3 separate regions of the Mus musculus genome follow, and regions 2 and 3 are each linked to region 1. A link is a loop called in an ENCODE intact Hi-C map of the cell type or tissue named here. Cell type or tissue: heart. All regions are shown on one strand. Each heading gives the region's core, and the rest is flanking DNA. Links, peaks and the distances in the headings are about the cores only.

Region 1 (11,209 bases), core at 2,877-7,876:
CTCCTTTATCCATTTCAATGGCAATAGTTCCTGAAATCTCCCCAAAGTTGGATACAGTCCACCAGATTCCTACAAAATAAAAATCAAAGTTTATTCTTTTTATTTTAGGGTTACTCAAAAGCTCTGTTGCTTTTCCTATAGCTAACCTTTTAAAAGTCTGAATGCAGAGATAGCTGGTTTACCCTGCACTGCCTTCCCCTAACTGTACCCTTGCATGTGTCCTGTACAGTCCTCGACACTGATACAGCCCCAGTTACTCAGAGTTTACCAGCTCTGCATGAACTTGTTTGCTTATCACAGTCAAGATCACTCTTAACACATGCAGAATTACAAAACAGTAAGCTCCTCTGACTGTAGACCTCATCCCCACATGCTTTCTAGTAGCAATGTCTAATTTTCAGTCTCTGCCAAAGTAGAGAAAACAATACATCAGTTTTAGAATTCTTCACTGCCTAAAAAGTTAGCCCAAGAAGAAAAAGTGTTTTCTTCTTGGGAATTCAAGTAGCCTCCATTCAAAGGCCAGACACATGCTTACATAGTTCTTGGTTGCAGGATCACTCCATGGGCTAAGCTGTCAAAAAGCAGCAGACTATAAGCAGGACTCACTGAAGCTGCCCATCACTAAGTCAGTCAGTTTTGTCTTGTTTTGGTGGTGGTGGGACCCCCAACCCACCATCTCACTTAAAAAACAGCTTAAAGCAGTCTAGTGCTGCAGGCACGAAGGCTGAATCTGAGAGCCACCCCAAACAAATAAAGGATCATGAAGTTGTTTATTTTTAGACCTTCGAAAGGTTTTGTTGTGCAGTCTCATTTACAATATGGCAGTATTTTCTTGGTGCATTTCTACGTATGGTTAAAAAATGTATTCTGCAGTTGTCAGTTATGTGTTTTCTGTATGTCACAACAGTTGGCAAGTGGGGTACATGTTTGTCTTAGTCAGGGTTTCTATTCTTGCAGAAACATAATGACCAAGAAGCAAGTTGGGGAGGAAAGGGTTTATTCGGCTTACACTTCCATACTGCTGTTCATCACCAAGGAAGTCAGGACTGGAACTCAAGCAGGTCAGGAAGCAGGAGCTGATGCAGAGGCCATGGAAGGATGTTCCTTACTGGCTTGCTTCCCCTGGCTTGCTCAGCCTGCTCTCTTATAGAACTAAGACTACCAGCCCAGAGATGGCACTGCCCACAAGGGGACCTTCCCCTTGATCACTAATTGAGAAAATGCCTTACAGCTGGATCTTGTGGAGGCATTTCCCCAACTGAAACTCCTTTCTCTGTGATAACTCCAGCTGTGTCAAGCTGGCACAAAACTAGCCAGTAAATGTTCAAATCTTTGTTGCTCTTTGACTAATTCTACAACTAAGAATTGTTTTTAAAATCTTCAACTCTAACTCTTATTTTGGGAGTATGCCTATAAAGATCCTATGCCTAAGTCACTCTGTATGGGGGGCTTTACGATGAGGACTACAAGTAACTGCTGTGGCTCTTCTCACCATATCTGCCCAGTATTTCCAATGTCCTGGCTGGTAAAAGAAAAACAGTAAAGCAATAGAAGACACAAGAAAGGAAGAATTAAACTACAGTCAAAGAAAACATGACTGGAGATGTTCATATAAACAAAGCAGCAATGATAGTGAGGGAGCTTAACACCCCAAAGAGCAAAGCCAATACAGAAATATAAGCTCTATACAATTGAAATACTGAATGTCTCAAATAGTCTAAAAGCAATACAACTCTCTTAGATAGCCTGACGGACTTTATTAAATGAAATGGTAAGTTTACTCTGAAGTTTAACTGGACATAAACACTCAGAATAAATAGCAAATTTTAATTAAAGAAACACGAAGGAGGTGAACTCAATTCCTGGACCTGGAAACCTTATGGGATGAATAAAGCAATGAAGTAATAAAGACAAACACTGACAGAAAACAGATAAGTGGAACAAGAGTCAGGAAGGAGACCGACATACAGAAACCCAGCTAATTTTTAAGTAGCCATTTCATAGCAAAAGACAACAATTCAAAAGGAGGCTGGGGAAAAACAGAAGCAAAACCCAATCTCTGAGACCTACCTCACACTACACAATCACCCTGAAGTGGGTGATAAAGTTAGCAAAGAAGAAAACTCTAAACTTGAATGTGTCCAAAAGGAAGAGCAGAAGTCTTTCAAGATGTTGAGATAAGGGTAAGCTAAATAAAGACCTAAAAGGCAGCAACTATGAGAGAAAACAGTTAACAAGTCGGAGGAAAACTAGAGACCAGCTCAGCAGACAAGCAGTGTAAAGAAAACCAAAGGCAGCGGTGTGAGAGAAAGGCTGCTTACTTCCCAGGACCTGCAGCAGACAACATTTTTCTATCCCTGGTAGGACATTAAAACAGCAACACCATTTAGAACAATTTGGCACATTCTAATACCATTAATTACTCACCTATGGTAAGAAACAGCAGGTCAGCAGACACATACCTACCCCTGATCCTGACCCCAATTACAGAATTCTATTATTTTAGAACGGCTTTTTTTCAAGTGATGTGAGGTTTCCTACATCGTAACTTTACACCATTGCCTACTTTTTAAAAATTTCTTATTACATTTATTTGCGTCCATGTGTTTGTCTGTCAGTGTGTGTACAAGTCAGACAGAGGACAACTTGTGCAAGCCACTTCTCTCCTTCTATCCCTGGGACCCACATCGGGCTGCCAGGCCTGGCCACGGCCACACATACTATTACCTGTGGTTTTATTTGGCCAAAGTTTCAAAATTTAGCTTGCCCAGTTTTAATAAACAAGAAATTTGACTGAAAGTATAGGTACACATAGGGCAGGAAAACAGAAGGTATTGGCTATGGATTTGCAAGTGCTTCTAGAACCACTTATAGGGGCCTTGATGTTCTGTTGTGTTTAGGATTCTCATTCATTTCAGGGTATGTGATAATTAATTTGCTACATTATACTTCCTTTGGAAACAAAGAAATTGCAGACTCGTCACCACAGTTTATGTGCTTCCAAAGAAAATGATGTGCAGATGACAGTACTTTTGTCTGACAGGCCTTTAAAGTTGGGGATCAGTCTCAATGGAGTCTCTGGCCCACTGTGGGGTTCCTACGGTGAGGAAGAAAAGTCTTATCTGGTGACCTGACAAGCAGACCATCAGTTCTGACTCAGAAAACACTTCAAGTGGAACAATAAGAGATGCTAACATTTCATACAATAAACGACAGTGCAGCTTCGAGCTAGGATGGATTTCTAGACTTTGTTAACGTTTGGATAAATTCTAAGAATATTGTAAGGCAAGTGAGAATTATAGGAACCTCAAATCTCAGTCATGCCATAGTCTGGATGTTCGTATCATCTCCAAATTTTACATGCTGAAACCTTGTCACCAATGCTCTGGAGCTCGGCAGCGGTCACAACACTGAGAGGAGATTCGTTTGTGATGGTCAAGCTCTCAAAATGGGATTAGTGCCCTAATAAAAGAGGTTCTAGAGAGAAAAAAATTAAAAAATAAAAAGAACTGAGGTGGCTTACCCACAATATCAAGTTGGGTCTCCTCGTCTTCTTCCCGTTTTCTCTTCTTATCTTTGCTCTTTTTCTTTTTACTAAAGGGGAAAAAAGATGTATGCATGGACTTGGACATACTGTTATGTGTTAAGAACTACAAGGTGAGAACTCAGGAGTCATTCCAGCTCTATGAGTGACCTACGGATAAACGATCTTTTACAATTTACAGATGTTTGGTTTAAAACACCGAGAAGCTGCTTCTGCCCTCATTTCCCAGACGACAGACTGCAAAGCAGAAGTAAGCTGAAATAACCCCTCTCCCTACCCCATGTCTTTGGTCAAGTTGTTTTATCAGAGTAATAGAACCCTTAACTAAAGACAGCCTTGTTGTAAAGCATTTCTCAAAAAGCTAAACACTGAGTTATCAAAAATAACACCCTAGGTAATTCTACACACACACACATGTGTGTGTGTGTGTGTGTGCGCGCAGATATCCAAGAGAAATGAAAAAAGTATGTCCACAAAAACCAGAAAACTGATAGCATCATTGTCATTAGCAGAAAACACTCATCAAATGAAGAAAGAACATAATAAAAATAGTATCATTCAGTCACAGAACAGAACAAACACACAGCCCACAGGATGGATTGCTCTTCAAAACGAAGAGCAAGAAGCTAGGTATAGCACACAGCAGCAGCCCCCAGCAAACGGGTGGATCTCTGTGAGTTCCAGGTATAGCACACAGCAGCAGCCCCCAGCACACGGGTGGATCTCTGTGAGTTCCAGGCCAACCAGAGCTACGTACGGAGATCCTGTCTCAACAGCAACCTAAGTGAAAGAAGCCAAACATAGAAGGCTATGTACTATTTAATTCCACAGGCATAACATATTCATAACAAGTAAATCCTTATAGCTGGAAAGCAGTCGACAGAAGCTGGAAGGGCGGGCAGAAGGGTGTGACTATTTAATGGTTGGTTAAACAGTCTCCTTTGGAGTGGCAAAATGCTTACTGACTAAATAGTGGTGAACTCGTAAATATACTAAACCCCACTAGCTGTACACTTTAAAAGGAGTTTATGGCTTATGAATTACAGCTCCATAAATGGAAACACGAGGAGAGATCTTAGGGGAAAAGTGATTATTCAGAGTGCTTACAACAAATTCTGAGCCTTGCTGTGGTTGCAGCCCAAGCCTTTAATCCCAGCACTTGGGGGTTGGTGGGGTGGGGGAGGTGAGGCAGGTGAGTGTCTGAGTTCATGGCTATCCTAGTCTACAGAGTTAAGTTCCAGGACTACACAGAGAAACCTTGTCTCAAAAAAACAAAGAACCAATCATGGAAACATGGAAAGCACTACATAGGTTTTAATAACTGCTGTCTTAACTTCTTTGTATTTTATCGACAACATCTTCAGAAGCAAATTCTAAATTTTAAACAGTTTCAGATTCGGTCAGGATAAAGCTCCGAGCTCATTCAGCACGAAGCTCGCTGACAAGTACCTGTTGAAACTGCTTCAGCGGTGATACAGGAAATAAAGTGTTCAACTTTGGCTAGATCCTTCAAGAGGACGGAAATAGGATCGGGCAAGATATCTTTCTCTATAGGGCTAACTATAAATCACACCCACATGCCTCCACTTGGCTGTTATATTCTGAGTTGGCTGTCTCATTCAGTTCTCATAACTCTTTTTTATAGTCTCGAGGAACAAGAACCAGCGTCTAATAAATCAGCAAACGAACCATCAACCCATCACCGGTGCGAATTCAAGGTCCCGACTCACACTATGATGCAGCTTTGCCTGCCCCCTACATATTACACTGCAGAGAATCAGGGCGTTTTTGTTTGTCCGCTTGCTTTTTCCATTTGCAGGAAAGACCGGTGGAAAAAAAAACTTTCCTTAAAGCAAGTTATCAAGGCAGGCAGGGGGAGGCCTGGGGGGGGGGGCAAAAGTAGGACTCCTGGTCTCTCCGTTTCGGGGGATCCCCGGCCACGCAGCGTCAGCTAAGAAGTGTCGGGGAGGCTGTCCACGCAGGTCTGAGTGTCCTGGGTGGCTTGGCTACCCCGTCCCTTGAGCCCCGGGGATGGATGCACTGAGAACCGCGCCTCCCTCCCGAGCGCCGCCTCACCTCTTGGCTTTAGTGCCCTTGAGCACGAGTTTGGTGGACTTTACATAGGAATATTCGGCCATGGCCCGGCTCGCTGAAGTGGCAGCCTCTGGCAGAGCTTCCGTAGGACTGGGAGGAGGAGGAAGTGGCTCTAACGGCCGGAGCTGAGCGAGTCCCCGAGGAACTCTCGGTCTTCTTCAACCCAAGGCTACGATTCTCCGGCTTCCTGTTTACTGCTTCCGATGCACTACGGCGGCCGTGGAGGGTCCAATCACGTCAGCGTTCCTGCGGCGAAGTCCCGGATGTTCGCGGTTTTTTTTCCCCCCCAAACCAGGCAAAACTTATAGAGACGCCCCCTGGTGGAAGCGAAGGTATCCAACAGTTTCCTGCTGCCGAGGTTGTAAAGACCATACCTGGATTGGATGAGCCAGATGTTGAAAGGATCAAATCTATCTGCCCACTCTCTTTGCAGCGGACATCGCACCAAGTACCCGGCAACCCGCCAGACTGGGCCTGCACAGAGAAACCGAGATGTGTGTTCTGTGGAGGCGTGGGTCACAGCCTTGGCTTCGGGCAACTTTATCAACGACTCTGGCTCCAGAGTTGTTAGTTGTGTTGTACATGTTTTACTCGTGTATTGTGTATGAGTAACACACAAGAAACAATTGAGGAATGATACAATGTATAGTTGCTAACTACTGGTTTCTATCGCAAGTGCTGAAGAGACTTTGGTCTCCACACCGAATACTGTCTTTCCCTGTAGTCTTGATCCAGCCAAGTGCGTATTCCTTTTGCCTCCTCCAATCTTCCCCGCAATGTTATAACTCCCTTCCATTACAAACAATGCACCGCTGATACAGCTTCTGTGTGATCTTTGGTTTTTGTGAAAGAAACATGAATGCTGTTAGAATCAAAAAATGGAATGGCTTTGTCAACACTTGACAAATATAAAACACTTTTGAAGGAATGATTGATGGCAGCTCTGGCAAGGGATGACGTGCAAAGATATTCTAGGTCTGTGTGATCTGGCTGGAATCCAGACACACACTTAGTACACACCTTTAATCCTAAACAACGATGTCTAATTGAGGGGCAAACAAAGTGGTGAATCAGAGGGAGATTTGACAGAATATGCTCAACGCTCATCTGAGTGGCACAAGAGAGAGAAGCTATTCAGGTCAGGGGCAAGTTCAGTCTTTAGCGCTTGTCAGTCAGTGGGGAGTCAGAGTGGCGAGTACAGTACAGTGGAGTTGAGTGAGTTCCTTCATGAGCTCCTGCAGTTCAGTGAAGGTCAGCAGAGGCAGTTAAAGCCAGAGAATGAGAAGCCAGAAGATTAGAATAGATTACCAGAGTTAGTTTGAGGGCAAGCAGAGCAACTCAGGAGACACGGAGAGAAGCCAGATGAAAATCAGTCAGCTTGGAGAGGAGTTGAAGCCAGAATAGATTAGCTGAATCAGCCAGCCAGAATTTAGAAAGGAGTGGAAAGGGTGAGTTTATTCAGCAGCAAGCCTCTGAGATGGCGATTACATCTAGCAAATAGAAGATATTTTTGACAAAACTATCACAAAGATACTGCCTGAACTCCAACCTTGCACAGAAACTGCCCACAACCTCATACAGGAAACACTTTTGCAAGTACTTCTCCCTATCCAGCAAATAAATACAGGGTCTGTTATTTGTAACTCAGCCAATGATTATTGCTTAAAAGTATCTGATTTAACTCTCTTTATCTTTGTCTTGTCTTTTCTGGTGCTGGGGACCTGGCTTTGTGATAGGAACAGAGCATGCAGTTTAGGGTAAGGCCCTGGAAAACTGCACAAGCAGGAATGACCACGCTTTTCCCAAGAACACCAGAAGGGAGCTGGGTGTCTTCTAACTTCTGAAAGAGCATCCTTACCTGGAGATGACCTGAGAGCGCGACCAAAGCTCAAGGCACTAATCTTTTCTGGAACTGGATCTTTGGCTTTTCTTGGTGAAATAGGTCTTGTCTCATCCTCAGGTTTAGCCCATCCCATAAATGATGCTGGGGTTATGGCTTAAGAGAGGCAATGCCACAGTAGTCTTGATCAGAGCTCTATAGAAGTCCATTAAGGAAGAGACACTTTCCTTTGGAAAATAAGATAAAATTTCTCTCTCTTTTTTTAAAGATTTATTTACTTATTAATATGTAAGCTGTCTTCAGACACCCCAGAAGAGGGTGCCAGATCTCGTTGTGGATGGTTGTGAGCCACCATATGGTTGCTGGGATTTGAACTCAGGACCTTCAGAAGAGCACTCAGCGCTCTTAAGCGCTGAGCCATCTCTCCAGCCCCCAGAATCTCTGTTCTTAGGTAGAGACCTAAAATCTTCCCCCCACTTTGAAACAGGGGATGTCTGGGTGTCCTTGGCTGTTTTGGAGCTTGCTCTGTAGACCAGGCTGGCCTCAAATCTTAAAGAGATCTGACTGCCTCTGCTGAGATTAAAGGTGTGTGCCCACCCCCACCATTGCCCAGTGAGACCTAACATTCTAGCTAACCAAGATTATGAGTTAATAAATCTGGGCTTATCATTCACCAGGCAGAGACCATTCCCCAAAAAGCAAAGGCTAATTTACCTTAAGCCTTGGGTAAAGAGACCAGAGAAATAATTATCCCTGTAGTGAGATAATGCCTTTCCTTTCCTGTAACTTTTCCTTTTCCCCATCTCTTTCAGCTCATCCTGAGCAAGCTTCCTCAGTCACTCTGGGATTTTTCCTTTTCCTTTTCTTTTCTTTTTTCTTTCTCTAAAACCGCCCCCACTTCCACCACACCGGCTTCTCACAAACAATGGTTTTCTCTATTCCCCTAATGTTACTATTTATGAAGAACTGTCATGCTTCTTGCTCTGGAGTTTTTCTTTTGAACACTAATAGAATTGTCCTTGAGCTTCTGTTTAAGTTCATTCTTTTTTTTTTTTTTTTTTTTTTTTTTTCAGCCCCCTACATTTTATTTTTATTTTGGAGATTATAAAATAATTACATCATTTCCCCCTTTCTTTTCTCCCTCCAAAGCCTCCATGTTTATACTCCCCTCTTACTCTCTTTCAAATTTATGGCCTCTTTTTCTTTTTTTTTTTTTCTTTCCATTTTTTATTAGGTATTTAGCTCATTTACATTTCCAATGCTATACCAAAAGTCCCCCATACCCACCCACCCCCACTCCCCTACCCGCCCACTCCCCCTTTTTGGCCCTGGCGTTCCCCTGTTCTGGGGCATATAAAGTTTGTGTGTCCAATGGGCCTCTCTTTCCAGTGATGGCCGACTAGGCCATCTTTTGATACATATGCAGCTAGAGTCAAGAGCTCCGGGGTACTGATTAGTTCATAATGTTGATCCACCTATAGGGTTGCAGATCCCTTTAGCTCCTTGGGTACTTTCTCTTGCTCCTCCATTGGGAGCCCTGTGATCCATCCATTAGCTGACTGTGGGCATCCACTTCTGTGTTTGCTAGGGCCCGGCATAGTCTCACAAGAGACAGCTACATCTGGGTCCTTTCGATAAAATCTTGCTAGTGTATGCAATGGTGTCAGCGTTTGGATGCTGATTATGGGGTGGATCCCTGGATAGGGCAGTCTCTACATGGTCCACCCTTTAATCTCAGCTCCAAACTTTGTCTCTGTAACTCCTTCCAAGGGTGTTTTGTTCCCACTTCTAAGGAGGGGCATAGTGTCCACACTTCAGTCTTCATTTTTCTTGAGTTTCATGTGTTTAGGAAATTGTATCTTATATCTTGGGTATCCTAGGTTTTGGGCTAATATCCACTTATCAGTGAGTACATATTGTGTGAATTCCTTTGTGAATGTGTTACCTCACTCAGGATGATGCCCTCCAGGTCCATCCATTTGGCTAGGAATTTCATAAATTCATTCTTTTTAATAGCTGAGTAGTACTCCATTGTGTAGATGTACCATATTTTCTGTATCCATTCCTCTGTTGAGGGGCATCTGGGTTCTTTCCAGCTTCTGGCTATTATAAATAATGCTGCTATGAACATAGTGGAGCATGTGTCCTTCTTACCAGTTGGGGCATCTTCTGGATATATGCCCAGGAGAGGTATTGCTGGATCCTCCGGTAGTACTATGTCCAATTTTCTGAGGAACCGCCAGACGGATTTCCAGAGTGGTTGTACAAGCCTGCACTCCCACCAACAATGGAGGAGTGTTCCTCTTTCTCCACATCCTCGCCAGCATCTGCTGTCACCTGAATTTTTGATCTTAGACATTCTGACTGGTGTGAGGTGGAATCTTAGGGTTGTTTTGATTTGCATTTCCCTGATGATTAAGGATGTTGAACATTTTTTTCAGGTGCTTCTCTGCCATTCGGTATTCCTCAGGGGAGAATTCTTTGTTCAGTTCTGAGCCCCATTTTTTAATGGGGTTGTTTGATTTTCTGAAGTCCACCTTCTTGAGTTCTTTATATATGTTGGATATTAGTCCCCTATCTGATTTAGGATAGGTAAAGATCCTTTCCCAATCTGTTGGTGGTCTCTTTGTCTTATTGACGGTGTCTTTTGCCTTGCAGAAACTTTGGAGTTTCATTAGGTCCCATTTGTCAATTCTCGATCTTACAGAACAAGCCATTGCTGTTCTGTTCAGGAATTTTTCCCCTGTGCCCATATCTTCAAGGCTTTTCCCCACTTTCTCCTCTATAAGTTTCAGTGTCTCTGGTTTTATGTGAAGTTCTTTGATCCATTTAGATTTGACCTTAGTACAAGGAGATAAGTATGGATCGATTCGCATTCTTCTACATGATAACAACCAGTTGTGCCAGCACCATTTGTTGAAAATGCTATCTTTCTTCCACTGGATGGTTTTAGCTCCCTTGTCGAAGATCAAGTGACCATAGGTGTGTGGGTTCATTTCTGGGTCTTCAATTCTATTCCATTGGTCTACTTGTCTGTCTCTATACCAGTACCATGCAGTTTTTACCACAATTGCTCTGTAGTAAAGCTTTAGGTCCGGCATGGTGATTCCACCAGAGGTTCTTTTATCCTTGAGAAGAGTTTTTGCTATCCTAGGTTTTTTGTTATTCCAGATGAATTTGCAAATTGCTCCTTCTAATTCATTGAAGAATTGAGTTGGAATTTTGATGGGGATTGCATTGAATCTGTAGATTGCTTTTGGCAAGATAGCCATTTTTACAATATTGATCCTGCCAATCCATGAGCATGGGAGATCTTTCCATCTTCTGAGATCTTCTTTAATTTCTTTCTTCAGAGACTTGAAATTTTTATCATACAGATCTTTCACTTCCTTAGTTAGAGTCACGCCGAGATATTTTATATTATTTGTGACTATTGAGAAGGGTGTTGTTTCCCTAATTTCTTTCTCAGCCTGTTTATTCTTTGTGTAGAGAAAGGCCATTGACTTGTTTGAGTTAATTTTATATCCAGCTACTTCACCGAAGCTGTTTATCAGGTTTAGGAGTTCTCTGGTGGAATTTTTAGGGTCACTTATATATACTATCATATCATCTGCAAAAAGTGATATTTTGACTTCCTCCTTTCCAATTTGTATCCCCTTGATCTCCTTTTGTTGTCGAATTGCTCTGGCTAATACTTCAAGTACTATGTTGAAAAGGTAGGGAGAAAGTGG
Region 2 (5,000 bases), core at 1-5,000, 120 kb before region 1:
TGATGATTCATTTAATGGGTTTCTAATTCATAATGCATTGTTTTTTATTATCTTAAAGGAAACTACTTTAAAAACAGACTTGCTTATATATAGATAAATTAGTATTTCGTTGACTTTTATTGAGTTTTATATTAAGTTGTCTTTATAGCATTGCTATGTGTACCTGGTTTTAAGAAACAGGTTCTTCTATAATTTTCTTAAGACTTTGCTGAAGAACTAGATTTAAAGCAGTTATATTAAACTCTGAATAAAGATCGTATGTTTACATTTGGTAAAACCAGAGAACCATCCAAGTAGAAAATGGTTCATTTCTGAGGCAGACCCTGTGAATAATCACATAATGATTATTTGATTTCCTGGTGCTTTGTCCCCACAAATACATAACTGAAGAAATGTGAGCAATTTTTATTATAACACTCAACAGTCTTGTTTAGCTGAATAATCTGATGTGCTGGGGGTAGCACTCCTTAAGCTTTTTTAATGTTTCATATGGGGCTCCCTGGGAATACTGTTCTAAGTATAGATTCTGATTCAACGGAGGCAGGAGGATTGAGAGTTCAAGATCAGATTGGGCTACTACCTACCAAGACCCTTTTTATTGAGCAAATAAAAAAACAGATCCTGGTTTAGTTGGTTTGGAAAAAAATCTTTATTATTATAAAATGCCTTATTTTTTTAATTACAATTTTTATTTATGAGAATTTGATGTTCTATTCAATGAAATAGCATGCCCAACCCCATTTCCCTCCAGCTGCCCATTTATTCTCCATCATGTCACCTTCCCAACTTCATGTCTTCTTTTTTTTCAAGGTCTAATTTTTTTTTTTAAATGTACAAATTGTTAAATGATCTCTTTCATTGGTAAGTGATCTTGAGTCAACCACTCAGGTTAGGTCATTTAGTCCAACATTATGAAGTCCTTTGTACAGTGGTGGAAAAACACAGCTCAAACTTGTTCAGTTCATATTTCTGAATCAAACTGTAATGGTGTGAGTAGGCTTAGAAAAACAAGAAACCTGCCCAAACTTACATGGGCAACCTGACCTTGTGTGAGCTGCTGATGACTTAGCTTGCCTCTAGATGGCCGGTGAGAGAAACGACGGTCTTTTTGATAATTCACTTATGTGCATGGGTGTGGCGTCATCCACTGGAGCACAGGAAGAAGTGTTGCCAGTGGAGAAACATCCTCAAAAGAGACTGATTCTCCCTCAGAAGCTATCAAATGCCACTCATTATTAACTAAGAAGCAAGACCTTAAGGGCACCTCCCCATTTACGCCAGAAGTTTGGCTGGGCTGATGTTGTGCAGGTAACCATGGCTGCTGTGGGTTTATGAGTTCGGTGATGGTTCACATGTAGAAGACAATATTTCACTGTACTTTGCTCCATCCTCTGGCTCTTCCATTCTTGATGCTGTCTGTTCTGAGATACACCTGAACCTTGGGGCTTGGTAGGGTACTATTAATAAAGATGTCCTACTTAGCACTGAGCATTCAGTTTCTTCTCAGCATTAATTGCTGTCCACTGAACAAAGAAGCCTTTCTGACCAAAAAATAATAGGAGCAAGGTTCAGTCCTAGGCCCAAGATCTCCCCAGCCTTGGGATGAAACTTCCTCCTCTGGAGCAGGGCTCAAATCTCATCAGTATTGCATGAGAGGGCTTATTTCCTAGAAGGTCTGTACTGTGGAATGCAGAATCCTTCACTGGGTAAGATTATTGATGTCTTTTTTTCTCTCAGTAGCCTGTGTAGCTCCGTCTGGCAGTATGAAAGCTAGCCAATAGAAAAGAAGTTTCCCCTGTTGGTTTGAGATTGTATTTTTATATACTACAGCCATAGTGTGTGGTGTCTTCATCAATAGAGTCTTACCATGGAGTTATGGTGGGTGTCTTAGGTTTCTTTTTCTGGGAAAAAAATTTCATGACCAAAAGCAGCTTGGGGAGAGAAGGGTTTATTTCATCTTTTAGTTGCAATCCATTCTGAAGGAAAGTTAGGGCATGGACCTGGAGTCAGAAACTGAATCAGAGGTCATTGAGGAGAAACTGCTTATTGGCTTGCTCCCCATGACTTGCTCAGCCTGCTTCCTTCTAGCACCCATAACTACAGGGCTAGGAGTGGTCCCACCCACAGTGGGCTGGCTGGTCCCTTCTATATCAATACTAATCAAGAAAATGCCCAGGAGACTTGCCTATAGGCCAATTGAGAGTCCTTTTTCCAGATGATATTACCTTGTATCAAAGTGATATAAAACCAGCCAACACTGTGGGTAACCAAGGGTAATAATAGTAGCTTGTGGTGTTTTGTATATCTTTGGAATCTCCTTGGCCAGTGACTTGTAGGGAGGTGTCTCATGACTTGCATTGCAGTTTTCATATAGTAATTCATGTCCTCTGGGAGCTACATTGTCCACCATGCAAACATCTCTATTTGATTTTGAAAGCAGCTTACTAACGTGGTTTCTTTCATTTTGGCTAATTCACGCTCTCTATCTATCCCTCTTCCACTTTCCCTCACTCCATTCTTACTTAGTCCTTTATACCCAGTCCCTTCCCGTATACTTCTCTCTTCTTTCATAACACATGTATTCTACTATCCATTACATTTTGTAAATGGATCTTGAGATAGTTGACTTCTGTAGGGCTTTCTATATCCCCTTCCTTTGGATTAGCCTTTCCGACAACCCCTTAGTTTTACCTACACGTTTGCCCCTCATACCTTAAGCCTTTCTACTCCCAGCACCAGCCCTTCCCAGCCCCAACTGAAAAATGCTCCCTTGTTCCTTCTGCTCCAAGTTAAGCACATGAAACAAATGATTTGAAGCTAGAATTCTCATATAAGAGAGGACATGTGGTATTTATTTTCTCTACCAGGGTTACTGCTAGTTGTTTTTCTAATTTCTTATATTCAGCCTACAACCGTGATTTCATTTTTCTTTACTGCTGAGTAATATTACAATGTGTTTGCATGCTACAGTTTTCTTATCCATTTGTTACTGACGAATACACAGGTTGACTCTGCTTTCTAGCTGTTGTGGCAAGGGTGGCAGTGAACATTGAAATGCAGGTATCTAATAGGATCTAGTCTGTTGAGTCATATATCTGAGTCAGAAGGCTATTTTTAGCTTTTTTGAGAAACTTCCTAAATTATTCCCAGTGTAACTGTACTAGTTGATGTGTCTACTGACAGTATAGAAGAGTTCCCCTTCAACAGCATCTGCAACCGGTGTTTGTTATCATTTGTATTGTTGATTATGGCCATGTTAATGTCATATAGATGGTCTAGCTTTTTTCCTATTTTGGGGCAAAGATTGTTATTCTGATCTTTGTACTGCCTTCCCTCATGTTAATTTAAAAAATGTCAGTCCAAATAATAATTCACATTATGTTCAGCTGACATTCACTGCCATTGTTAAGGTCCTGTTTCACAGCAGAATAAAATTGGTCTTCTAAATTGTTGATATGTAGAATGTAAGGCATTGATTAAAAGCATTGATATCTGTAAGCTTATTAGAAATATACAAAGTTGTATAGCCCACCTGTACTAACTGAATCAGTGTCCATTGTACCAAGAGCAACACTGAAACCAAAGGAACCAGGAGACAGTTGCATCTCTAGCCATTTTATAATCCACTGGTGTCCTACAGAAGACAGAGAAACAGAGTTCTCATATTTAGGTAGGAGCTGACAGGGAGTTTTTTTTTTTTTTTTTTTTTGACAGTCTCTCAGAGAGAGATGAAAGTGAGTGAGAAATGGCCACATAGCAACTCTTGTGTTCTAGGAAGTTGATAAACAGTGGGCCAGCTCTTCCCTTGGTGGCTGTTTGGAATCGTGCAGGGCCTTTAGAATGCTATGGCTAATGCAGCTTTCATCAGTGAAGGCATAAGTAGTAGTAATATTTCTTGTAGCTATTTCAGTCATGCTGAATAAATCAGAACCAGACATAAGGGAGAGTTGTGGACAGAAATTAGAGCCTCATGCTTTCACAGTACTATCTCACTTGTCGAGTGATAATATGAAGCATTGATCCTTATTAATTTTGTTGTCCTCCTTGGAAAAAACTTGGCCTGGTAGCTCACACCTATAATTAAAGTTATTTTAGAGGCTGGGTATGGAAGTTTGAGGCCAACTTGGGCACAGTATGAGACACTGTCTCAATAACAAAACCAAAACCAAAACCAACCCAAAAATGCCCTAGAGATAACTTATCAGTCACACATTAGTACTGTAACTTAGAAAACCAGGCTTTGGATTGGAAAGATAGCTCATCAGATAAAAATGTTTGCCACTAAGCCTAGTGATCGTAGCTCCATCCCTGAGTTCCCCTCTGTGGAGGAGAGAACAGAGTTCCCAAAGTTGTCTTTCGACCTCCACATGCTTATATATCTAAACACATACATAGGAATAAATAAAATTTAAAATGTGATATAAAAATTCAAAAGAAATCTAGCCCTTGACCTTGATATTTTTCTTGATTCATGTTTTTTCTCCCTCTTTGTAAATATCTAAAAATTATTTTTATTATTGCTATATTACATATATTATTATCATTATTCTCTTTCTGGTGTGTGTGTGTGTGTGTGTGTGTGTGTGTGTGTGTGTGTGTGTGTGTGTGTGTGTGTGTGTGTGTGTGTATTGGGAAAAAGTCCCAGCTAGATGCATGTGTGTGTAGGTTAGGGGAAAACTCCATGTAGTTTGTTGTTTTCTTTCACATTTATGTGTTCTAGGATCAAATTCTAGTTTCTGGTAAGTGCCTTGTGGCTTATTCACTTCTCTGGTCAGTCCATCTTTGAAAACATTTTTAGGTTATTTTATTTTACATTTGAGTGTTTTTCCTTTATGTTTTGTGTGTGTACCACATGGCTGGTGCCCTTGAAGGGCATTAGATCCCCTGGAATTGAGAGTTAAAGATGGCTTTGAGTCAAGAGCCACACATGTTCTTAATCATTGAACCAGCCCCAGCCCCCACTCTGTTAAAGAACATTACTCATTCTTGGAATCCCCTCT
Region 3 (11,209 bases), core at 2,876-7,875, 180 kb before region 1:
ACCAATATCTTCTTTCATCAAGTTATCCACTAAGCTAATTTAAAATGAGTTATCTATAGCTTCAAAGTATATTTCAAAATTACTTTTACATTCTACTGAGCCTTTGCATGCACATATATCAACATGGATATATCTCAGAAAGATAATGGCTAATGAACAAAGCAAGTCAGAAAAGAATACATTCACTGTGATACCAATTTTTATCAAATTTGAAAATAAAGAATAAAATAATATTTGTTCACGAACATGCAAAATTATATATGAACAGTGAAAATGATAATAGCCAATTCAGGATAGTATTTATGATTGAAAAGAGAAGTGAGGGCTGGAGAGATGGCTCAGTGGTTAAGAGCACTGTCTGTTCTTCCAAAGGTCCTGAGTTCAGTCATCTGTAAAGGGATCTGATGCCCTCTTCTGGTGTGTCTGGAAAACAGCTATAGTGTGCTCATATAAATAAAGTGTTAAAAAAAAAAGAAAAAGAAAAGAGAAGTGATTTTGTAGTAAAGAATGGGGAGTTCATAAACACAGCAAATCAATGATTTGGGTTATTTAATGAATCCTTAAGGGATTTTATTATTTTAGCTTACCACATATATTTTATATATTTTTTTTGTGCTGTACCAAAAAAAAAAAATCAAGTAATATGACAATAAGCTTCCATTGTAATGGGCTATTGGATTCTGAAGCTATTTCCCTTACATTCTATCACCATCTGCAGGTTAATCTTGCTATTGCAGAAAATTGTTGTTTCTTTTCAGACAAAACCAAAAATAAATTAAGGAGCACCAAAATAAATGCAATTTACAAGGAATTGAGAATATGTACAGAAGTACAAATTTTCAGTTATAGATATAATCTGTTATTAGTAAACATGCAAAAGATATTTTAAAATACAAACAATATAAACACAAAATGTTATATTGTAAGTACCACATAACCAGTGCCCAACTACATATCAAGAAACAGAAACAAGTAGTTTTTTTTTTTTTTTAATTTAATTCTATTTTTTACTTATTCACTTTACATCTTGCTTACTGCCCCCTTCTGGTCACCACCCTCCTACAATGGGGGAAGGGAATAGGGGATACTTAGAATCAGGTGTGGGGAGGAACAGGAGAGATGGCCATATGGTCATAAGAGCGAATGGAAATCTGCAACTGGGGTGAGGAGGTGGGGGGAATTTCCAGGAAGAGACAGAGACCTGGGATAAGGAACGGCCCAAGAATCGATGGAGGTGACCTTAGCTGTGACTCACAACATTGGGGATATGAACCCTGAATAGGCTACCTCCTGTAGCCAGGCAGGAACCCCAGTGGAGTGATAGAGACTCCAACCCACCCACAAAACTTTGAACCCAGTATTTATCCTGTCTACAAGTAATGTAGGCACGGGGGAGGGAGCAGAGACTGAGGGAGTGGCCAACCAAAACTGGCCCAACTTGAGACCCATCCCATGGGCAAGCACCTATCCCTAGCAGTATTAATAATACTGTGTTATGCTTGCTGCCAGGAGCCTAACAAGTAGTATTTTACCCATCATGATGACTAACTTGTGATTAATGTTAATGGAAACCCGAGTAAACTGAATTGTATACATTTAGTTACTCCCTAACGCCAAACTAGGTACCACCTTTTCTTGCCATTACTCCCTTTTCTCCTCTGCCTGGTTTGTGCTAAACATGGTCACCAGGTTAAACTCTCAACTATTTCATGTTCAGTCTAGAAGACAATGCCCATAATCCCCTGACACACAAAGGGTAGGGACAGGACGATTGTAAGTTTGAGGCCAGCCTGACAAAGAAGAAAGAATGGGAAAGGGAAAGAAAAATAAGAGCTCCAAACGATGACACCATTTCATACACTAGCAAGCCTTTGTTGCAAGGACCATGATATAGCTGTCTCTTGTGAGACTAGGCCGGAGCCTAGCAAACACAGAAGTGGATGCTCACAGTCAGCTATTGGATGGATCACAGGGCCCCCAATGGAGGAGCTAGAGAAAGTATCCAAGGAGCTAAAGGGATCTGCAACCCTATCGGTGGAACAATATTATGAACTAACCAGTACCCCAGAGCTCTTGACTCTAGCTGCATATGTATCAAAAGATGGCCTAGTCGGCCATCGCTGGAAAGAGAGGCCCATTGGTCAGGCAAACTTTATATGCCCCAGTACAGGGGAACCCCAGGGCCAAAAAATGGGAATGGGTGGGTAAGGGAGTGGGGGGGGTGTGTGGGGGACTTTTGGGATAGCATTGGAAATGTAATTGAGGAAAATACGTAATAAAAAAAAGAAAAAATATAAAGTAAAAAAAAAAAAATAAGAAAAATAAGAGCTGGGGACTTGCACATCGTCGCATTGCACAGGCCTAGGATGTGGAATGCACTAGTTTTCTCTCCAGAACTGCCAAAAAACCCAACCAAACAACAATACTTCTCCTAAAGTCTCTTTGTGTAGCTTTAATTTAATCCTATTTTTAATGATGGTTCTTAAATTCTTTAACTGTTCTTGTAGCCCACCACCCACAAGAGGTGGTAGAAAAGAGGTAGCAAAACACCATCCAACCGACTTTCTCAAGAACCCGTAAGTTTTTCACACATTCCCTGGAGAACAAAGTCCAATCTGTTCAGATTGGTAATAAGACTTTCTATACTTTGGACCCAACCTGTTGCTCAGTCTTACCTTGTTCAGCCTCCTCTGTGCCTCACCCCACATGAATCTCTACTTCCACCAGCCTGGTTTCTGTGCTGGCCAGTGCTAATTCGGAATGTACTATGTATTCCTGGCATAACCCATCTCCTTCCAATCAGCCTGCCATTCATACTCCTGAGTATTTCAACAAATATGTTCAATATGTCTCCTAAATGCCAAATATTGAAAATCAGTTCCCATATGTATTTTAATACCCAACCTCTTTGTTTCCCACATTTTTACAGATGGCTGTACCATATTTCATCTTCCATAGAAGTCCTAGAGCTACTATTATTTTTGAGATAATATAGCCCTACTCCCCCTGTCCCAACTACTAAAGTGCTTTCTGCCCATATCATTTATTTTGTCATAATCAGGTATTATTAATACCAAACTGATTCATTTCCTAAGGTATTGTATGTCTTTATATATACAAGCTACATTTTTGGAAGTCAGGATAATTTTACAGCATCTCAGGCTTCCCCCACTCCCCATATTTCCCTAAAAGACCAGTGATGCTTGAGGAAAGTTATTTAAAAATATGCAGTATTTTTATTCTTTGCAATTTTCATGTCACGTATTTTGATCATATTCACATACCTCAACTCTTTTTCATAGGTTCTCCAAGATTCACCCTGCACTTCTCCCAAAATGAAAGAGAATCATATCCTCTTAAAACACACACACACACACACACACACACAGAGACACACACACACACACACACACACACACACACACACACACACAGACAGAGAGACACAGAGAGTTCTGTGTAAGCAACTTAGTCACACACACACACACACACACACGAGAGAGAGAGAGAGAGAGAGAGGGAGAGAGAGAGAGAGAGAGAGAGATCTGTGTAGGCAACTTAGTGAGACTCAGATCCAAATGAAAAATAGAGGCCTAAAGATTATAGGTCAGTAGTAGAGTACTTGCCTAGCATGTCATGTCGAAAAGCCCTAGGTTCAATATCCACTACCCGGCTGGGTGTGTAGCTCAGTTGACAGAATGTTTGCCTAGCATGCATGAAACCCTGGGTTTGATTTCCAGCAGTGTACTGATTCATTTCCTTAAGGTATCGTATGTTTTTATGTATACAAGCTACATTGAGGTGGAATGCTACACTTCAGCATTCCACAAGCAGAAGGATCTGAAGTCAGAGATTTGAGGCCAGCCTGAGATACAAGAGACGTTGCCTCAGAAACAGGATAAAAACGAATACAGAAGGCTATGGACACAGTAGTAAATTGCCCTGGGCAGGAAGAGTTTAGTTGATAGGAACCGTGGTGCTCTGAGAGAGTTGTAGTATTTTGTTTTGTAAACAATTTGTTGGTAATTGTGTGGAGCAATTTATTGTGGAAAAACAGAAACCTATTCTTTCTCAATTACATTATTTTACATTTAAAAAAATCCTATTTTAGACATTTAGAAGCTGTCTAAAAACAGAATGTGTATGCATGCAACTAAAATCGACAGGTAGTCTTAACTTCGGAGCCTGGCATATTGAAAGCCTTGCAACTTAAAAAAAAAAAGTTTTGTTTTGTGCTGTTTTTATGACACTATTTATCCATTTATTAACCTTAACACAGCCGTTAGCAAGAATATAAATTAAACAGGATTTCAAAGACTATCCGTTCAGCGAAAATTTCACAAGATTAAACTCTGTTTACAACTACTTCTTTCTACCAACAAAGTAGCGGGACAGCGTTCCAAGTGGCAATGACCACTGACAATCTTATTTATGATTCTTCCACCGACTAAGCACACATGACATACTGATTTAATATCCTTGCTAAAATTAGGGGTTAGATTGTAAAGGCTCATCAGTATCCTTCGTGATAGGAAAGTGGGTAGGAATGCACTACAAGGGTTCCCAGTCTTCCGGTCTCCATCTGGAAGCTCATGCCTCCACAGAAAATTAGAAAGCGCCCGGAGACTTGCAGTGAGCTAAAGCACTTATAAACCCCACAGGCCTCAAGCCTTAAAAAACACAGCGGAGCCATCTGGCAGGCGCACAGCACACTGGGATTTGTAGTTCCGTTTCTTTTGGCTACCCAGTTGAGTGGGCATTCTGGGATGTGTAGTTCCCAGGTTGTTCGTCTGCACAAATCTTTTCCTGACTAGAGGGGCGGTACGTGACTCCACGGAAGGCCCGAGCGTCACGTGACTCAGGTCACCGCACGCCCGGAGTTCGCACTGCGGCTCCAGCCCCGGCGAGTTCTCGCCCCCGCGCAGCCGTTGCCGAGGAGACCGCGCTCGTCTCGCGGAGCGTTGCGCCCCCCCCCCCCTCTGCAGTTCCCCCGCCCCCCACTCTTCTCCCACCACAATGAGGTCCTAAGATGGCGGTGGCTGCGGCGGTTGGCGCCTAGTTAGCTAATGTAGAGAAGGCGGCCATTGGGGCTTTGGGCAGTCGAGGGGGATTTGTGGGCCTCCCTTCCGCGGTCTTGGAGGAAGAACCGCTGCCGGCGGCGGCTCCTGGAGGGGCGGCCGACCGCCACTCGGCCCTTGGCAGGAGGGGCGGCTTCGTTTCCAGGTAACGCGGCCCTGGGCCACCGCGGGCCGGAGCACAGGGTGGTTCGAGGCGGGCGCGGCGCTGGAAGCGGCCTGGGGCCACGCCTGCCCGTTTTAACTCTGAGGTCCCATGGCTGCGCGATCCTTCCCCACCCCCAGGCTGTCATCGGCTCCTCTCGGCGCCGACTGACACGCTAGCTCTGGCGAGCGTCTGGGACGACGCTGGCTGGCGCCTCCACGATCTTGGGGCGTCCCATGTGAGGACCGCTCGCCCGGTGCTGGAGATTTCACCCCCCTCCAGGGTGGAGGGGAAGGTTGCCTTGTAGTTCGGGGTGATGAGTTCCGAAAGAAACTGGCCTTGGCGGCCCGAGGCCCCGGGGACCGCCATCCCTCCCAGCCCACCCGCCGAATTCCATCCTGGGAGGGGTCCCGGGCGGCCCGGATCCTCCTGGGTGCAGAGAGTCTGTGGCCCGGGAGTTTTCTGCGGTCCCTTTTATTCTTGGAGCAGGAAGGCCCCTGGAGGCGTTCCTGACTCCTGCTAGTAGGTTCTTTTCGCTAAGAAAATGTTAATTTAATAATCCTTCTCCGCGCTCCTCCCACTGCCCCTTCTTCACCCCTTCGGGAAGATCCAGTTTCTTTACATCTAGAATGGGTGGTGGGGGGGCGAGGGGGAGACTGGGGATGGGTGGGTGGGAGGGAAGCGAGATGTCCAGTGGGATTCTGGCAGCCTGGCTTGCTTTGCAGAGACTGCTGTTAAGGATTAGGTGTTCGGCCCCCCTGTGGGGGCGTCTGCGTGAACCAACTTTTCCTCTCGCGCTAGCCTGGTCCAAACCCAAAACAAAACACAAAACGTTTTTTTCCTCCCCTTTCTTTCATGGCGGTATTAGGATTGGTGTGGGAACTACGGGTGACAGATCGTGCTTTGGCGCTTAGAAGAAGCGGGCTTTCTGGGTGCCCCTACCGCCTCCTACCCCCGCCCCATAACCGCTTTCCAGACCCCGCCTTCGGTGTTCTCTGGTTACTAGAGCCGGTGTTCAAGAGCTTTTTGTGCACCTGCTTCTGCCTTTTCCCTATCACCTTCCTGGTCAGGGCCACTGGCTGGCGTCGTTAATACCGAATTTCGCACTTGAAGGTACACCTCGGTAAATGTAGTTAAAAAAAAAAAAAGAATTCTCATGCCTAAAGCTTTTTTAAAAAATAAGAGAGTAACAAGTTCTTGAATAGTTTGAGTAACAGGGATTTAATGACTTAATCAGGAGAGTACATTTTCTTCAAGGGTCTTTAGATGGCAGCTGCGGGCTATTTTCATTATATTCCAAAGTGAGTGTTAACACCCAAAGCGTTTGGAAGGATCTTAGAGACTTGGGGTATCTAAACGTCTTTGTTAATGTAAATTGAGTTTAAAATTATTTATAAATTACATATTTTTAATTATCTGAAACGATAGGTCATAAATTTAGTGCTTTCTTTCTAAGTATAAAGTGTAAGAATTTACTGGGTTTTTAAAATTTTAATAAGCAGACAGTTGCTTTGAACCGTGGAACAGAAAGGTATTTCTGAAATGGGGAAAATTTGTTTTTGACACCTTAGTGTGTTAGTTTCATATGTATTAAAGTTGGGAACACTTTATACTGGGCTATGCTGTCTAAAAGCTGGTGCAGGGTTGAAGGGTCTATTTAGTAAGCACACACTTTGGGTGTGCAGCCTTCTGACCTGCCATTTTGGTGTATCTTCATCCTTTGAGAGCTGTGCCGCTCCTACTAGCTAAATAAGATGATTTATACAGTAGTACTTTCTGGGAGTCCCTTGTCTTTAATTTTTTTTTTTAAACTCATTTGAGTTTGAATTGTCATAAGACAATTATTTGGGTAGCTTCAATTTCCAAGTCCATTTCTCTCAAGTTATGGCCTTCCACATTCTTTATCTGGCTTTATCTTTCTTTCATGATCTTTTCTGCTTGCTTAAATTTGTTATACCAACAACTGACAGGCATTGATTTAGTTATCTGAAATTACTTCGAACGTTAGTAGCCTTGCCATATTGGGATGTAAGTTCAGTTAAAGTTAAAAGAAGTCATGAAGGCTGTCTAGAAGATAAATGGCTAGGGCTAGCTTATTGATCGAGTAGTTGCCTAGCATGTATTATTGTTCTGCATTTGCTCTCCAACACCAAATAAACAGAAATGATGGTGGATGCTTGTAAAAATCCCCTCATTAGGGATATAGACGCGGGAGGTTTAAGGTCCCCCCCCACCCCCGACCTGGGATGCATGAAATGCTGTATAAAAATGAAGAAATATAATGGCTAAAGGATGAGAATAGAAGAGATTTTGTTTAAAATATTTTAGAAGTAATTGCTCTTTAGTGTGTATGTATGTATGTGTGCATCATGCATGCGTCTCTCTTCAGAAGGAATCTGAAGTTACTTCTCCCATGCTGTTTTAAGAAAAGCCAGGCAAGTGACATATACCTGTAGTCCCAGGAGTTGGGTAGCTGAGACAGTAGGATCAGGAATTTGGGGCTAGCCTGTCCTATAGAGCCAGACACAGTCTTGAAAAAAAAAAAATCATACACACACACACACACATTAATTGTGTGTTTTGTCTGCATGTATGTATGTGCACTATTTCTTTGCCTGGTTCCAGCAGAACTCAGATGAGGGTGTCAGATTCCCTGGGACTGTTAAAGAGGGTTGTGATCAAACTGTGGGTGCGGGGGGGGGGGACGGACGGACGGGGGACCTGGGTGAGTTCAGTCTCTCTTTTGTGTTTGAAACAGGGTCTCATATACCCCATATAGGCTGGCCTCTAGTTCAGTGTGTAGTTGAGGAAAACCTTGATTTATTTGTGCCCACTTCCCAAGCACTGTGAGTTCAGGTGTATGCCACCATGACCTGCTAGAAATCCTATTTTAAAAGTTGTTTAATTCTTGCTTTCTGTGAAAGCAAACATATTTAAACTCCCTTATGAGGACTAGAAGTGAGACTTATGCAGGACTACAGACCGGTAGTTGATTTATATCTCAATTACAGTTCTGCTCTTGTTTTTTTATGCTGGCAGGTTATAACAAAACAATAGGCAAAATGGAACTTAGAAAAAAATCAAATGTGAGTGTTTAATGCCAAATGATTGCATTGTATTGCATTGTGGCTGGCATTTTGTGAGATGAAAAAGAATTACACTTATAAAATAATTTTACTAAAAGGAAAAATTAGGGAAGATGGATAAGAGTAATGAAATATAGAGTAGCTGACTTAATTCACATGGGAAGACTTGGGCTTTTCTTGGTGAGACTTGCCCCATCCATGGTAAAGGAGCAAATGTCAGCTGAGGTGGAAAACCCAGAAAGGAACAGTGACATGTAACAGTAACTTTTATTCTACTGATGCAATCAATTGTGGTCTCCAAGCCTGCTTGGCCTCAAACTAGCTCTAACAATATGTTCTAATCTTCTGGCTCCTTCTCATTCTCTGTCTAGCTTGTTCTCTCTTGAACCCGTCTCAGTTAAACTCTCCTGGTAAAACTCCTTTCTCTTTCTCTGTTAAGTAGCCTCTCTTTTCTCTCTCCGTGAGAGTTGGACATATCCTATTCTGTCACATCTGTCTCTGATTTGTCTGACAAATTTTGTTTGCCACTCAATTAGATGTAATTTTCAAGCATGTGTATTCCTTCTACAACTAACTTTACCTTCATTGTTTGGGATTAAAGGTGTGTGCTAAGGGCTGAGCCACACTACAACTAGAAACAGGTTTTTCCAGTAAATAACACAAACTCGGGGTTCACAGTGTGAACAAACATCCTGCAACAGTCATGTTAGGGGATTTTTGTTTGAAGCTAACAGGCAATGCATTCATTTTATAAATTTGAGTGCTTTTAATACACTGTGTATTGACAAATGTTTGGGAGCCATTGAGCAAAATAGACAAGCTGTATTACCCCATGACAGTGCATTTATGTGTGTGTGTGTGTGTATAAAACTAACTTATATGATTAAAGTCATGTTAAAAGTCAAAGCCAAGGCAATATCACTTTGAAAGGGTGTGAGTAGAAGCAAAGAAAGCAGGTAATTGGTGTTCTAGAGTTAATAGAAGGAGCAATTAGGAAAGTCAAGGATGCTAACAGGACATTTTATATTACTTGGTTTGGGGCAAGAATGCAAAAGATTAGTGAAGAGAAAGAAAAATAGCTCATTTTTAAAAAACCTCTGAATTTATTTATTTACTTATTTATTATGTGTGAATGTGTGTGTACTTGGGCACATAGGTAGAGGTCAGAGGACACCTTGTAGAATCAGTGCTCTCCTTCATTGTATGGGTTCAGGAGTCAAACTCAGATTGTTAGGCTTGGTGGCAAGTACTTTTATCTGCTCAGAGCCACCCCACCAGCTCAGCTTTTATTGAGTTTTTATTTTTTAAGTCTTAAGTAGAAAGGACAATGGCAAAGATCTCCTGTGGGAATGTTGTTTTTGTTGTTGTTTGGTGGTGCAAGCTCCAGGGAGCCTTTTGCCTGTGCTCTCCCAGTGTTGAGATTGCAGCTTCATACCACAGCTATTTTATGTGGGTGCTGGGAATCTGAATTCAGAGCCTCATCCTTTATCAAGTGCTTCGCCAACTGAGCTGACTCTCCAGGACTCCTTAGAAAAGTTTTATAGGAGGAGATACTAGTACCTTTGAGAAATTTACTGAATGTTAATATATTGAGAATTGAGACATATGCATATGTTATTTGGCTTTATAGTTTTTCCTCTTTATAGTTTTATTTTCAGTTCTCTCTCTCTCTCTCTCTCTCTCTCTCTCTCTCTCTCTCTCTGTAGGTTGCACATGAGTACCCATAAAGGCTAGATGATGGCAAATTACCTAGAATTGGAGTTACAGGTGGTTGTGAGCCATTTGACATAGGTGCTGAAAATGGAACTCAGATCCTCTTTGAGATGCATGTGCTCTTAATCACTGAGCCGTCTCTCCAGCTCCAGCTTTCTATATTTCTTTTTTACTTGTGTCAGGATCTCATGTTGCTCAGACTGGCACTGAACCTGCTGTAGCCTCCTGTCTCCACAAGTGTTAAGATTACAGACATAAGTTGCCATAACCGGTTCTAGCTTTATGCTAATTTTGCTTCAATATTAGGGTACCCTTTAAACATACTTTATATATACTATTAGGTTTTTTTTTTTTTAACAAAATATCAACCAATCATTTTTATCAGTTGAAGACTCAGGGGCCAGGTGTGGGAGGGTTTGGGGAGTGGAATTTGCTAGCTCAGAGAGGCAGAGAAAGCCAGCTGACCTTCCTTCTTAGCCAGCTTCCACTTCCCAGCACGAGTCCCCTCTTTCATGATGCCATCTCAAAACTTCATCTTCAAACTGAGTGCTCCTCCCTTCTACTTCCTATGTTCTGTCTGTCTGTCCTCCTGACTCCCTCTTACTCTATGTTTTCTTCGTAGTAATTTTGATACTTCCTGTCAACTGATTGTTTGCTCCGCTTCTTGACCTATGGTTGACTTTATTTAACCCTGTTTACAATATTCAAGCAGAAGGCTCCTGTATTAAAGGTTTGTGCTAAAGCTGATGCACACCACAACTAAAAACATGTTTTTCAGTAGATAACACAGTCTTGGGGTTCATAGTGTGATCAGATATCCTGCAACAATTAGGTTATTAAATATTGTTGTATGAGTTTTTCTGAGGAACCTAGTTCACCCTACTAAAAGAAGGCAGGGACACCACAGAAATGATTCTATTCAGCAGTAGCACATTTAATTAGAGGGTTACTTACATGAGCATGGGCAGGCACGCCATCAAAGAACAGTCTCTTTTTTCCCAGCCATTGTTAATTGTATATTCCTAGAGTGGAGTGGCCTGTGCACCTCAGGAGACTCTCTCCATGAGAGACTGACAGTGGTCTCAGTGTTACATAGATTTCATGATCTGATTTCAAAATGTCACCAGAGCCCAGAGCCCAGACCTCTTCCATGTTAGTACACTTTTAGCCCTCTCTTCCACAGTGTTCCC

The links. Hi-C counts contacts between places; a loop is a spot of excess contacts. Peaks named below come from ENCODE experiments on the same cell type or tissue, not always from the same donor. Only the 100,000 strongest peaks of a DNase experiment are listed, where the experiment ranks them.
Region 2: it touches region 1 in a loop (2.2-fold over the local background); 5 of 42 quality-filtered maps call a loop at or near these places.
Region 3: it touches region 1 in a loop (2.5-fold over the local background); 4 of 42 quality-filtered maps call a loop at or near these places.

The regions. Positions count from the first base shown.
Region 1 is chr8:41,411,280-41,422,488 of GRCm38, forward strand. It overlaps Frg1 (FSHD region gene 1), which reads right to left and starts at 5,839. Exons shown (of 9, transcript NM_013522.3): 1 at 5,621-5,839; 2 at 3,524-3,594; 3 at 1-69. The coding sequence starts at 5,682. It overlaps Gm50494 (a long non-coding RNA gene), which reads left to right and starts at 5,847. Exons shown (of 2, transcript XR_003947538.1): 1 at 5,847-5,970; 2 at 6,072-6,456. In heart, for the core only: a CTCF peak has its summit at 5,964 (motif pointing left); a DNase peak (open chromatin) is centred at 5,872; H3K4me3 peaks cover 1,760 bases; H3K27ac peaks cover 1,237 bases.
Region 2 is chr8:41,295,423-41,300,422 of GRCm38, forward strand. All of the region lies in intron 22 of Pcm1 (pericentriolar material 1), which reads left to right. Among named protein-coding and RNA genes, the nearest start is that of Pcm1, 58 kb to the left of the region's middle. In heart, for the core only: no CTCF peak of the experiment used is centred there; no DNase peak of the experiment used is centred there.
Region 3 is chr8:41,234,741-41,245,949 of GRCm38, forward strand. It overlaps Pcm1 (pericentriolar material 1), which reads left to right and starts at 5,019. Exons shown (of 38, transcript NM_023662.3): 1 at 5,019-5,223. In heart, for the core only: a CTCF peak has its summit at 4,881; DNase peaks (open chromatin) are centred at 4,801, 5,381 and 6,051; H3K4me3 peaks cover 2,827 bases; H3K27ac peaks cover 2,157 bases.